Linked DNA regions of Homo sapiens: region 1 is linked to region 2. Evidence: chromatin contacts called from ENCODE Hi-C or POLR2A ChIA-PET data. All regions are on one chromosome and are shown on one strand. Each heading gives the region's core, a stretch centred on a gene start or an enhancer-like site at or near the end of the contact. The rest is flanking DNA. Distances are from core to core; before and after follow the strand shown. Region 1 holds the start of TRPC4 (transient receptor potential cation channel subfamily C member 4). Region 2 overlaps TRPC4 (transient receptor potential cation channel subfamily C member 4).

Region 1 (5,637 bases), core at 2,566-5,065, 210 kb before region 2:
AATAAAAAAAGAAAAGAAGAAAAAGGACCTTAAGGATGCCCCGTATTGATGAGGGTTCAATGCAACAAGCTCCCTTATAACATACAGCATGTACTTTAAAATATTTCTGCATCATGACACAGGGCTGTATTACTAGGAATCTATTCTGAGGACATAATTAGAGATACAGACAAAAATGCTTGTGTAACGGCTTTCAACAAAAGTATACCAGTAGGGAATAATAGTATAAAAACAATTACACTTTCAAGACCTGAAAAATACTTAAGTATTTCATAGAAATAAGTAGTGATTCATTAAAATTAACATTTTTGAATAACATTTTGATAACTTAGAAAATGTTAATTTTTTTAAAAAATAGGCAGGTAAAAGCTGTGTGTATAGCATGGCCATGTAGGTTAGATTGAAGCCTCATTACATTGATGACAGAACAGAGGATTCTAAAACCTGGAGCAGGAGCCAAATCCAAAAGTTAAGCTGAGGTGGAGCCCCTTCAGTGAGTTTGGGTGAGCCCTTGTGCAGTAGGAGGTAAAGGCCTGGTCACAAAGGTGGAAGACAGGTCACATGGGCATCAAAGACAATGATAACCTATTTCTTAATTTATCTTAGCATCAGAAAGGCCAATATCATATACTTCATGATGGCATCATACACAGATGCATTACTGGCACATAAAAATGCTGATGGTGACACATGTGCATGAATAAATTCTCCAAATACTTGTCTCTGTGACTTTGTCTCTATGTCTGAGGTATAACAGCTTTGAAACAGTGTTTCATACATGTTACATGTCAGCTCCTAAACAGAACAATAACCTTTAGGAGTAAAGTGAAAATTGTATTCCTAAAACAATTGTGATCCCAATTCTACAATATACTTTAGCTATAAATAGACATTACAGAGAATTGTTTTACTGCTATCATTTCTTGGGTCACTTGTCTCTTGCTAATTTGGAAACATGAGTGCTTTCTTGTTCTGTTTAATAAGGTACTAAAATAAATTCTAGATAGCATATAACATTTTATTGTAAATTTCTTTGACTTCAATGAATTGCATTTTATGTGGAGTGCAGGTTCGTAGAATGCTGCCAAACTCATATGTTTAAATTGTTAAAAATAAACTCTTTGGATTGCTAATGACTGTAGTATATGCAATTCACCAGATTGTTTAAACAGATTTCAAATAATTTTCCTGTAATTGCTAATCATTTTGTAGGAGACCTGAGACCAGCAATCAATAATCACATGAAACTGTTGAAAAGGAGGCTCAGTGATCAATACAAATTCTTCTTTCCGTGGGAATACAGCCTGCTCAGATGGTTGACATATATAGTGCTCTCCTTGGTGTTCTCTTCTGTTATGTATTTATTGCAGTTTCATAGGCACCTTTTTATGGAAAGAAATAACAAATTAGAAAAAATTGGTATAATATCTCTTTGCTGACATCATGACAGAGATAACATTTGCTACAAAGAACAAATCCTTAGAGGGCAGGAGCATCTAACTTGGTACAGATGCTAAGGTTGCAAAGTAAAGTTCATCACTTCTAAACAATGGACAAGTTTGTCACTGATCAGCTTTTCTCTTGCATGTATTTTAATATGCATTATAAAGACCTATACTCATTTCAGTATGTGGAATTCTATCTACCACGGGTTGATCTCAAAGATATAAACTCAAACACAGTATGTAGAATTTTGTTTTTCAGGCTAAGAAGAAACATTGTCAATAAATGTCACAAAAATACTTACAGTTCCATTAAATAAAATAGATTTCCATATATATGTTTACAGTCTCCCCTCCCTTGTTAGAAAGTGGACTTGAATTTATTATAAAGTTATTACCTTGTCTACTGATAGATACATTTTGCATATTTTTAAAAGCCTTCATTTAATGTTAAGAAAAGTAAAGAACTGTTTAAACATGTCAATATATTCTTCTTGTAGTAAAGAGTAAAAAGAGATTCAAGGAAGGAGAAAAGCCTTTTGTCGTTCTCTCCTTTGTTTACTGCAGTAGCATTGTAGAAACCAGGTTTATCTCAATGTATCTTAGTATTTTGGGAAGGACTTAGTATCTCAGAAATTTAGAATAGGGGTCTAGCTGAGCTGGGAACAAACCCATAGAGGAGCAGTTAGGCAGGGAGAAAGATAAATTAACAAATAAGAAAAGTGACTTAAAAAAAAAAAGCAGCATGCACAGTTACCCCAGCGTGATCTCTGGTAATATCCTCTTTACTCATGTGAAAACTATTTACAAAAACCTCAACTCATGTGAACTCTGAAGTGGGTAGGAAAGATAAAAAAGGAAATTCTTTAATTTTGTGCTTTAGAGTCTGAATATGGATGCCAGTTTGTCAGTTTATATTCCTTGGGAATATTCCATGGGAAGAAACTGGTCCGCCTTGCAGTCGGCACAGCACAGCTTCCCAGGTGTAACAACTTGGTTGGGATAGGAGAAAACGGTTGCTCCTAAGCTTTTGCGCAGACTGGAAGCTGAATCAGGCGTCTGCTGGGATACAATCAGAGACCAGCAGCTAACCTCAGGGCTTTCAGAAAATAACGGCAATCAGGTAGAAACAGAGTCTCGAGGAGGGTAATTGCCAGCTAGGATTCCTCAAGGGCTCCACTCTCTATCTTACACGTGAACTCTATCTTTCTCTGGGTCATGGGGTCACAACCAATTAAGACTTTCCGAGTGACAAGCTGGGAATCACCGTGTTGCAGTTACAGCAAGTGTTATTGCCAACTTTGCCAATAGTGTGTGTGTGGTTTGTGTGTGTGTGTATTCCTCTCTGTACTTTAATCTTATTTTCATATGTGAACACTAAAGAGATTGGACAAGAGATAACGTTTATCTTGAAATCTCACTCTCAGTAAGATGGTACCAGTATCGCACACACACACACTCGCACACACGCACATCACCTGCAGCCGCAGAACCTTGCACCCTTGGGCTGGCTCGCGTCTTAGGGTTTTGGTATATTTGGTGGAAACTTGCTGATTTCCTATGCCTTTTGGAAAGACCAAGCTGGATGAGGGTGGTTGGAACGCTGTGGCTCATCATTTATTCATTGCGACTGTTTTGATTGTTGACACTAGTGGCAAGCCGCATCCTCCAGCTCTTGCAAGGGAAGTCTGACACCTTGAGGACAGGAGAGGGGGTGCCAGTCGCCCAGAGAAGCGGGAGTGGGAGAAGCTTTGAGAGTTGCAGGGGACTACTTTTTTCCGGTCGGGCGGCGGGCCTCATGGGTGCTTGTTTACCGGGCTGGGAGCAGGGCATTCAAAAGCTGGGTGTCGGAGCGCACTGAAGTCCAACACGCCTGCAGAGACCGCCCTAAGCCTGGAGGTGTGTCTGGCTTGCATCCAGAACCACAGGGTGGATTCTCGCCACCGACTTGGCTGGATGACGGCTGGCTGGTGGTGAGCTCCCCTGCCCACTGGCTGACCTCAAGCAGTTGGCCCCGGTAGGTGGAGGCTATTCGAGGGGGACAAGCTGGGGACGCAGCGTCAGCTCCTGCCAGCGCGCGGGTCTCCTCCACCTCCAAGCAGTGTGGTGCGTGGGACGCGCATCTTCCCGGACTATCCCTTTCCAGCGCGGTCTGTGCGGACCCCGAGCCCGGCAGCCACCAGGGACGGAGGGCGGGGTGCCTTTCTCTGGGCTCATCCGCTGTCAGCCGTGGGAACTCTTAACTTTATCCAGAGGGATCTGTGCAGGCGGGGGTGGGAGAGGTTCTCCTCCCCTGGCGGTTACCTCCCCCTCCCGGGCCGCCCCTCCCCCGCCTCCCATGGCTTCGCTTTCAGAGCATCCTCACTCCGCCCAGTTCGGTGCCAGCTGCGTGGGCTCCAGCTTCGATCGTTTTCCTTGGAATGCTCCAAAACTCAGCAGCGACTAAGGGAATTCCATTGGAATTTGCCGGGCGTGCTCTCACCCCGCACGGCACCCGCGCCGTCAGTCCTCGGATCCCATCACTTCAGCCCGAAGATTGCAACTTTGCAGGTAAAGAGGATGTCGCCTCGGGGCTCCGTTCGACCGGAGCTACACCTCGCCTTCTTTCTGGGATCTCGGTTAAGTTTCCTAAGCTGCCTGGGAAGCCGGCTCTCTTCTGGGAGGCGGACATCCCTGCGGGGTTAGGAGTTCAAAAGGTTCTGGCTATGTGGTTTCTCTTCAAGGCTCAGGAAAAAAACCTGTGAAGCTTTCGGTGCTTGACTCGGGCTGAGCAGGAGTTTGGGGGTGCTCCTCAGTCTTCCGCCGCACTCGGCTTTAAAGCAGGGGAGAGGGCGAGGAGTGAACCCCCGGTGTGACTTATATGGTAAACAAAGGAGCTGCAGCCACGCCGTGGTGCTGGGGAATGTGGCCGTTTTTAGCCTTTTATGCATTTGGGGAAAATGGAGATCTCGGGGGCATCTGGGTGCATATAAGTGAGGCCTTAGCTCTCCGGCACTTAAAGTAGGGTAACGAAGGAAGGAGAGTGATCAATGTTCTACCGATCGATTACATTCTGCGTCGTTTTCATTCTCTGTCAAGAAACAGAAACACTTTTATCCGTGTTGCCCGACCCAGGCTAGTGATTCCTAGTTCGCCTGGCAACCGAGATTCCAATGAAGCCAATGAAGCCAATGACCCGGTTTGCTACTTGGTTAAATCACTGGGATTCACTGCACAACTTGTTGTTCCAGCTGTGAAGTCAGCTGTCTTTTGCGACTAGAGACAAGAGAATACTGGAAAGGCATCGAGGGTTTAGGAGAGCTGAGGAAAGGGATCTCTTATCTTGTCTGCCTGCATTCACTATGGTGTATCCACTATGGTGTATCCCTGTTCACATGGCTTCTTAGAGAGGCCCTTCCCAGTGAAATTCCATAGCTATAAAATGCAGCAAGTTGCTTAAGGAGTAAGCACCAAGCCAAAGGAGTAGGAAGAGACAGAAGGAAGCTTTAGTTGTTTTATTAAAAAAAAAAATAGACAGACTTGTAAAACTTTTTCAGTTTTAATAAAACACCGCCTCTCAGAGCTCATATAATTTCTGCCTTTCCTTTCACAGTACATAATCACAGCACAAAGAATATTACAAATTCTTTAAGCAAAAGGTTTACTGGAGGGTTTTTTGGTTTGGGGTGTTTTTGGTAAAACTCTAAATTAGACATTGAGAGTAAGAGTGGGTGGAGATGTTAAAATGTTGAAATCTTCATCATTGTGTTGGGTTTGCTATTTAAAGTTACATTTGTAGCGCCTACTTTCTTATTCACCTGGACACTATTGTCCAGAAAACATCCTCCTTAAATGTTTAAGGGGGGAAAAAAAACAATAAGATCAATTTCAATTTACTTGCTCACTGGTCATTCTGAAAGATATATGAGTTGGAATAGATTTTCATTACTTATAACCTTTAAAATTTTGTAATGGTTATATTATTTATTTTTCTGTTGCACTTATTTCCAAAAGGTCAAGATAAAACTGCATTAAAAAGTCTATGACAGAGTTAAAGTTCTCTTTGAATTTTATAGCTATTTTAATTATTAGACCAGTAAGAGACCAAATAACTTTTCATATAAAATAACCTTAATCGATTCATACTGTGTATTAATAGGAAATAACAGAAGCAATCTTTATATTCTTTCTCATTAGAGGAAATTTTAATGTCTTA
Region 2 (5,650 bases), core at 1,985-4,484:
CTCTCTACATGCCTCCTGAAGACTTAAATTCAATCAAAGGGAATTTATCAGAGTCTCTCTAAAACATATTCTTCCTCCTGCTTAATTCCTTTTCTTAGTCAACATCACCACAATCCACCCAGAAACTTACATCAAAAACATTTATCTTATTCTAGATCCTACCTTCTTCTCATCCCTTCCATGTGTAGTCGGTCAATAAATATCTGTTCCTGCTCCTATTATCTTGGCACTGTCTTCCCCTTGCTCTCCACTGATGCCCAAATCTAAGTACCCCTGCCCCTGGTCTCTGCCTTGTTTCTTATGTCTTCCATTTTGCTTCCTGAATTATATTTCTAAACTAATATCTGAGGCTACCCTGTTTAAAGTGCCAAAATGGTTTCCCATTTCTTACAGGATACTGCCACATTCTTTAGCTTGACATTTTAGATCATTCATTGATCTGCTTGTCCCCTGCCTCCTGTCTTAGTCCATTTTTGTTGCAATGAAGAAATATCTGAGACTAGGTAATTTATAAAGAAAAGAGGTTTATTTGGTTTATGGTTCTGCACACTCTATAAGAAGCACAGCATCAACATCTGCTTCTGGTGAGGGCCTCAGGAAGCTTCCATTCATGGCAAAAGAGTGAAGGGAAGCAGGCATCACAGGGGGAAAGAGGAAGGAAGCGAGGGAGGGAGGTGCAGGGGTCCTTTCAACAATCAGCTCTTGTGAGAACTGATAGTGTGAGAACTCACTAATTACTCCTAGGATGACACTAAGCCTTTTGTGAGCAACCCACAATCCACCCTCATCACTCAAACACATCCCTCTAAGCCCCACTTTCAACATCAGGGATTACATTTCAACATGCTATTTGAAAGAGACGAACATCCTCTGTATCACTTCCTTTTCTTGTCTCATCTTTCAATCCCCCATTAACACTTTACTCTTCAATATTTCCTGATGGATTATAAATACAAATCCCCAAATACGTTATTTTCTTCTCTTATTCGAGAATGGCCTTATTCTGCCCTTCCATGTGGCAATTTTTTTTTCCAAATCCTACCTCAGATATACCTTTTGCAGGAGGCCTTTTCTGGTCTTCTCCCTGACTGAATGCCCAGTGTCAGGCTGTGATCCATGTCTTCTATGCATCTTCATGCCGTTTCCCACCAGTGAATACATACTTCCTCCTGCTCCTTTCCAGGTTATTTTCTCATTACCCTGAGAAGAACTACATGTTACCAAAAAACACAAAATATTTAGTTGTTGAAACTATTCTATGTGCAATTTTAAGCTATTAGCCCCTGGTAAGGTACTTTCTTATGAAGAGAGGGGCACAGGCTTTGTGACAGGTATTGTCTCATTAAGCAAAGCCCTTTTATATTTGTTGGAGCTGTATTCCTAATGGTTGTAACTGGCCAGTTGGAGTCATACATTATTTTAATATTTCATTTTTGCTTATAAACTAAAGATAAAATATTCAGATGAATTTTTTATTAATTTATGTTTGCTCATTGTTTTAGTCCCATGGGATAGAGGAAAATTTCAACAATGGAATACATTACTTTTTTACACGTTCAATTCTTCTGGCTGTAAATATATAATCAGGGAAACAAGCTAATTGTATAAAGCATATGTTGAGCAATATATTCAAAGCAAGAGATAAAATGCTATCATTAGGAAGGCAGGACCTAAGTCCACCCATACAGACTGTTAGGATTTAGTCTTCAACCCAAGTTTTATACTAAATGTCACTTAATTAAATTGTAGCATTATCTTGGAGAGTTTTCAGTTCATATCTTACCACAGAACAAGAAAAATATTAGTCACGTAAAGGCATTCTGAGATGTGATACTTTAAGTAATGATCCTTCAATGTATGGGCAATGTTGGTCTCAATAGATTTGGGAATTACTAATGACAAAAACATTTCTGAAAGCAGTGGCTTTGAAATGTTAACTTAGACTGATTTTTTAAAAATCCACCTGTTATCTGAACAATTCATTGAGAAACACTAAGGCCAGGGTCTTAATTCCTCTGAGAAATAAATATATTTTAGTTAAGTGGAACTAGTCTTTAAATCTCACCACTGACTTATTCCACTAAAAGAAGGAAAATAAAAGAAAGAAATAATCTATAAGTAATCATGAAATGTCACTTTATTTAGAATTTTCCCCTTTAAATTTTTTTAAACATCAATAAATATTTTGCAAAAGTATTTATTAATGTTTCCTAAAATTAGTAGTTACTATGTAGACAGGAGCAAATGTGTACTATTCAAAATAATAAGTGGTTTATTCTGCATCATTGTTTTTATTTGAAAAAGAACCTGTAATGGGGTTTATGTGGTAACATTTTACACTATATATTGTATAACTTATAATATTTAACTTACAACTTTCCTTAAATTGCTATTCATGTCAGGAAAACCAGCTGATTTTTATGTGTATACTCACAGTGAGAACATAAACTATTTGGAAAGAAAGAATACAATTCTTTCACATTAAATCCAAAGGACACTATGATTAATTTTAGAAGTTGTCTTTAAAGTTACTAAAAATAAAGAATTCATGGCCATGGGCCAAATTTACTTTTTCCTGAGAAATTTTCAAAGAGTAGCTTTAGTGGCCTTTGTCTAGGGCCAATGAGTCAGATTGAATTCTCTCTATTATTGTTGGAATCTGGCACCTGGGTTTTCCTCTAAGAATATGTGATCACCTCCTCGTAGAATGCACAGCATTCCATTTAAGAATCACAGTCTGGCTAAAGTTGATCAGATCAGTGCCCTTTCTCCTTCACAATAATCTGTTGTTCCGTCATTTTACAGGTCTAGAAAATAAATAGTTAAATTTTCTGTCTTAAAATTAGTTGCTCAATTAAAAATATGAAATTTTTTACCTTTTTAAAAAAGCAATTTCCATCCTGAATGCCAATTAGGCATATTTAGCTGGAATCTCCTGGTTATATGCACTAGAATTCACAGCTTATTTCAAGTAACAGGCATTTAGTTATAAAAAAACATGCAAAGAATTATAGCCCTTCAGTCTTCTGAGTAAGGGTTTATCTTTGCAAGGGCAGAACCTAGAGCAAGCCCCAGCTTTGGGAAGAGCCGGAGTTGACGTAGTGCTGGGCCATGGGATTGTTACTCTGTGTGTCAGCATTAAAATGAGTCAGCTACTTCATCCTTATTCCGAGTTTACTTATTGCCTGGCTTATTCATCCTCAATTCTCTGCTTCTTAGTTTGTGCTGTCTCAAACCTTTGGCATCCCGTCATTCCAGTGACTCTGACTCCACATCATAACCCCTGTCATCCCAACCCCTTTGGGCAATTATCTTGATATTTTTAAGGCAAACTTCTCTAGAGGGGAATTCTGATCTTTTTTGCCTTAATGCATGCCACAGGCCACTGGCCTTATATGAATTTTCTCTCCTTGGGTCACTTGACCATGATTGACTTAGTCCATGGAGGTATTGGGTGAGAAGCTCCAGAGTCTTACACAAGGACTACCTTTCCATAAAAGGGCATACAGGGGACAATGCCACTGGGGCTGGGAGTTGCCAGAAGCCATAATTGACTTGGTTCTGCAACACCATTCCAATCTAATGCTAATCTCCCAATAGACAGAAATCCTACCTCCTTAGTCATCATGCCGTGTATGAGAAGGTTTTCATTTTATTTTTGTAATTTAAATATAGTCTCATTTTAACGATTTACCAAGAAGTATGAAATCTCTATCATCGTTTTATTACACTATATTAATGTATTATTATGGTCCCTTTGAAACAAACAATTCTCCATTTGAGTTCAGATAGTCCTCAGCTTATTTCATTTTTTGGAGTAAGTTAAAGGGACATTATTTTCAATAAAATAGCCAGAGTTCATTCATTGGCTAGAATAAATAAAATGTTCCTTGAAATACCAAAAAAACCAAAAACCCATCAAATTTTATTACGTAAGCATTCTGAGACTCTTTACCATCTTACAAGATGCATTATGTCCAATTTTAGTTGTAAACATAGAAATCTGTAGTAATTATAATGTTCTCAATTCTCCTACAACCAAAGCAAAATCAGTAAAAGAGCAAACTTTTTAAAGCCTAAAATTTGGGATCTATCATTTATTAGTGATGACTTAGTGCCCTAGGACAGAGATTGACAAATGTTCTATGAAAAGGAGCAGATAGTAAATATTTTAGGTTTTCTGAGCCATATGTTCTCTGCTATAACTACTTTCTTCTGCCATTGTAGCACAAAAGAAGCTATAGAAAATGCATAAATGAATGAGAATGGATGTGTTTCAATAAAATTTTATTTATGGATATAGAGATGTGAATTTTACATAATTTTCATGTCATAAAATATCACTCTTTTGATTTTTTTCCCAACCATTTTAGAAAGTGAAAACCATTCTTAACTCAGTACCCATGCCACATTTGCCTCTCTCTGCCCTAGGAAACTAAATTTAGCTTTCAAAGCTCTTGGGAAATTTAAGTACACCATTTCTACTAGTTTGAGGAAAACAGTTTTATTTCACTCTTTTTATCGTTTAATTTTATAATTGTCCTAAAAGGTTATTTTACTGTTGATATTAATGTTTAAGTTAATTATATATATATATATATATAATCATGCCAAGCTTTATTGTTTTATCCCATGTATAATGATTCCATTAATATAGCTATTAGTATCATTTTATCTTTATTACAGGTTATTTGAGACACTGCAGTCCCTGTTTTGGTCAATATTTGGGCTCATCAATTTATATGTGACCAATGTCAAAGCACAGCATGAATTTACTGAGTTTGTTGGTGCCACCATGTTTGGGACATACAATGTCATCTCTCTGGTTGTTCTACTCAACATGTTAATAGCTATGATGAATAATTCTTACCAACTGATTGCTGTAAGTTGACCAGCTTTATTTTAATTCAATGTTTCCTCTAGAATGTGTTGTTCTTAGCTATACTCCATCTTCTTATCATCGTAAATAAAATCTATAATTAGCTATTGATTAGACAGATAAGAATTATAAATGGTTAATTTGAAATTTCTGAGCAGTAGCACACTATATGTAGCTATAAATTAATCTGATTTTGTCATGTTACACATGATTACAAAGATAAACCAAATCCATTTTGCCAGGCAGCCATTGGCTATGGGAAGTAGTAGCTGAGGTCTGACTAATAAACAAGCAGCTCATCTCTGCGCCGTGTACAATAGGTTTTGCCTCCTGTCGGTCCATTTAACCTACCACTCTCATATAAGCGAAGTCATCCCTACAGGGGAAGATACAAAAGATAACCCAGAGAGGAGTCTGGGAAGGGGAGAAGCCACAGGATTTTCAATTTCTTAAAGCTCAGGGAAAGCAATGTATTAAGAGAAGTAATATTAACTTCTGTAGGATAATACACGATACAATACATGTTTTTTTGAAACTCTGGAATCTAAACAACGTAGCACAAGTTATTTATTTATTCATTCAATACATAATTACTGGGTACATACTGTGTTTTCCAGTACTGTTCTGGGCACCAGAAATACAGCAATGCACAAGAAAGACAAAGTTGAACTTATCTGCTTGAACTTATATACTAGTGATATACGTCTAGGACCACTAGCAATAGCAGCAAAACAGAACTCTTAGTGGAATGAAATATAGTTAAGTCTTTCA

Evidence for each region. Hi-C counts contacts between places; a loop is a spot of excess contacts on that map. ChIA-PET counts read pairs that join two places held with the same protein, here RNA polymerase II (POLR2A). Pooled maps may share reads with other maps.
Region 1: a map of chondrocyte shows a loop between it and region 2 (2.5-fold over the local background). The contact joins the promoter of TRPC4 here to the enhancer-like site in region 2. A Hi-C loop is called at or near these places in 11 of 168 maps with a recorded cell type or tissue (A673, GM23248, IMR-90 and 7 more) and 5 of 50 pooled maps. POLR2A ChIA-PET finds 5 or more read pairs at or near these places in 4 of 52 experiments (A673, AG04449, BJ and 1 more).

The regions. Positions count from the first base shown.
Region 1 is chr13:37,867,950-37,873,586 of GRCh38, reverse strand. It overlaps TRPC4 (transient receptor potential cation channel subfamily C member 4), which reads left to right and starts at 3,815. Exons shown (of 11, transcript NM_016179.4): 1 at 3,815-3,992. LOC124903160 (a long non-coding RNA gene) reads right to left here and starts at 4,444. Exons shown (of 2, transcript XR_007063762.1): 1 at 2,921-4,444; 2 at 1-1,382.
Region 2 is chr13:37,654,320-37,659,969 of GRCh38, reverse strand. It overlaps TRPC4 (transient receptor potential cation channel subfamily C member 4), which reads left to right. Exons shown (of 11, transcript NM_016179.4): 7 at 4,687-4,882. Among named protein-coding and RNA genes, the nearest start is that of POSTN, 58 kb to the right of the region's middle. Within about 2 kb of position 3,234, at least 5 of the 41 ENCODE cell types and tissues checked have a DNase peak (open chromatin) inside an H3K27ac peak, as active enhancers do; they include IMR-90, PC-3, PC-9 and 2 more, where a contact is called at or near this core.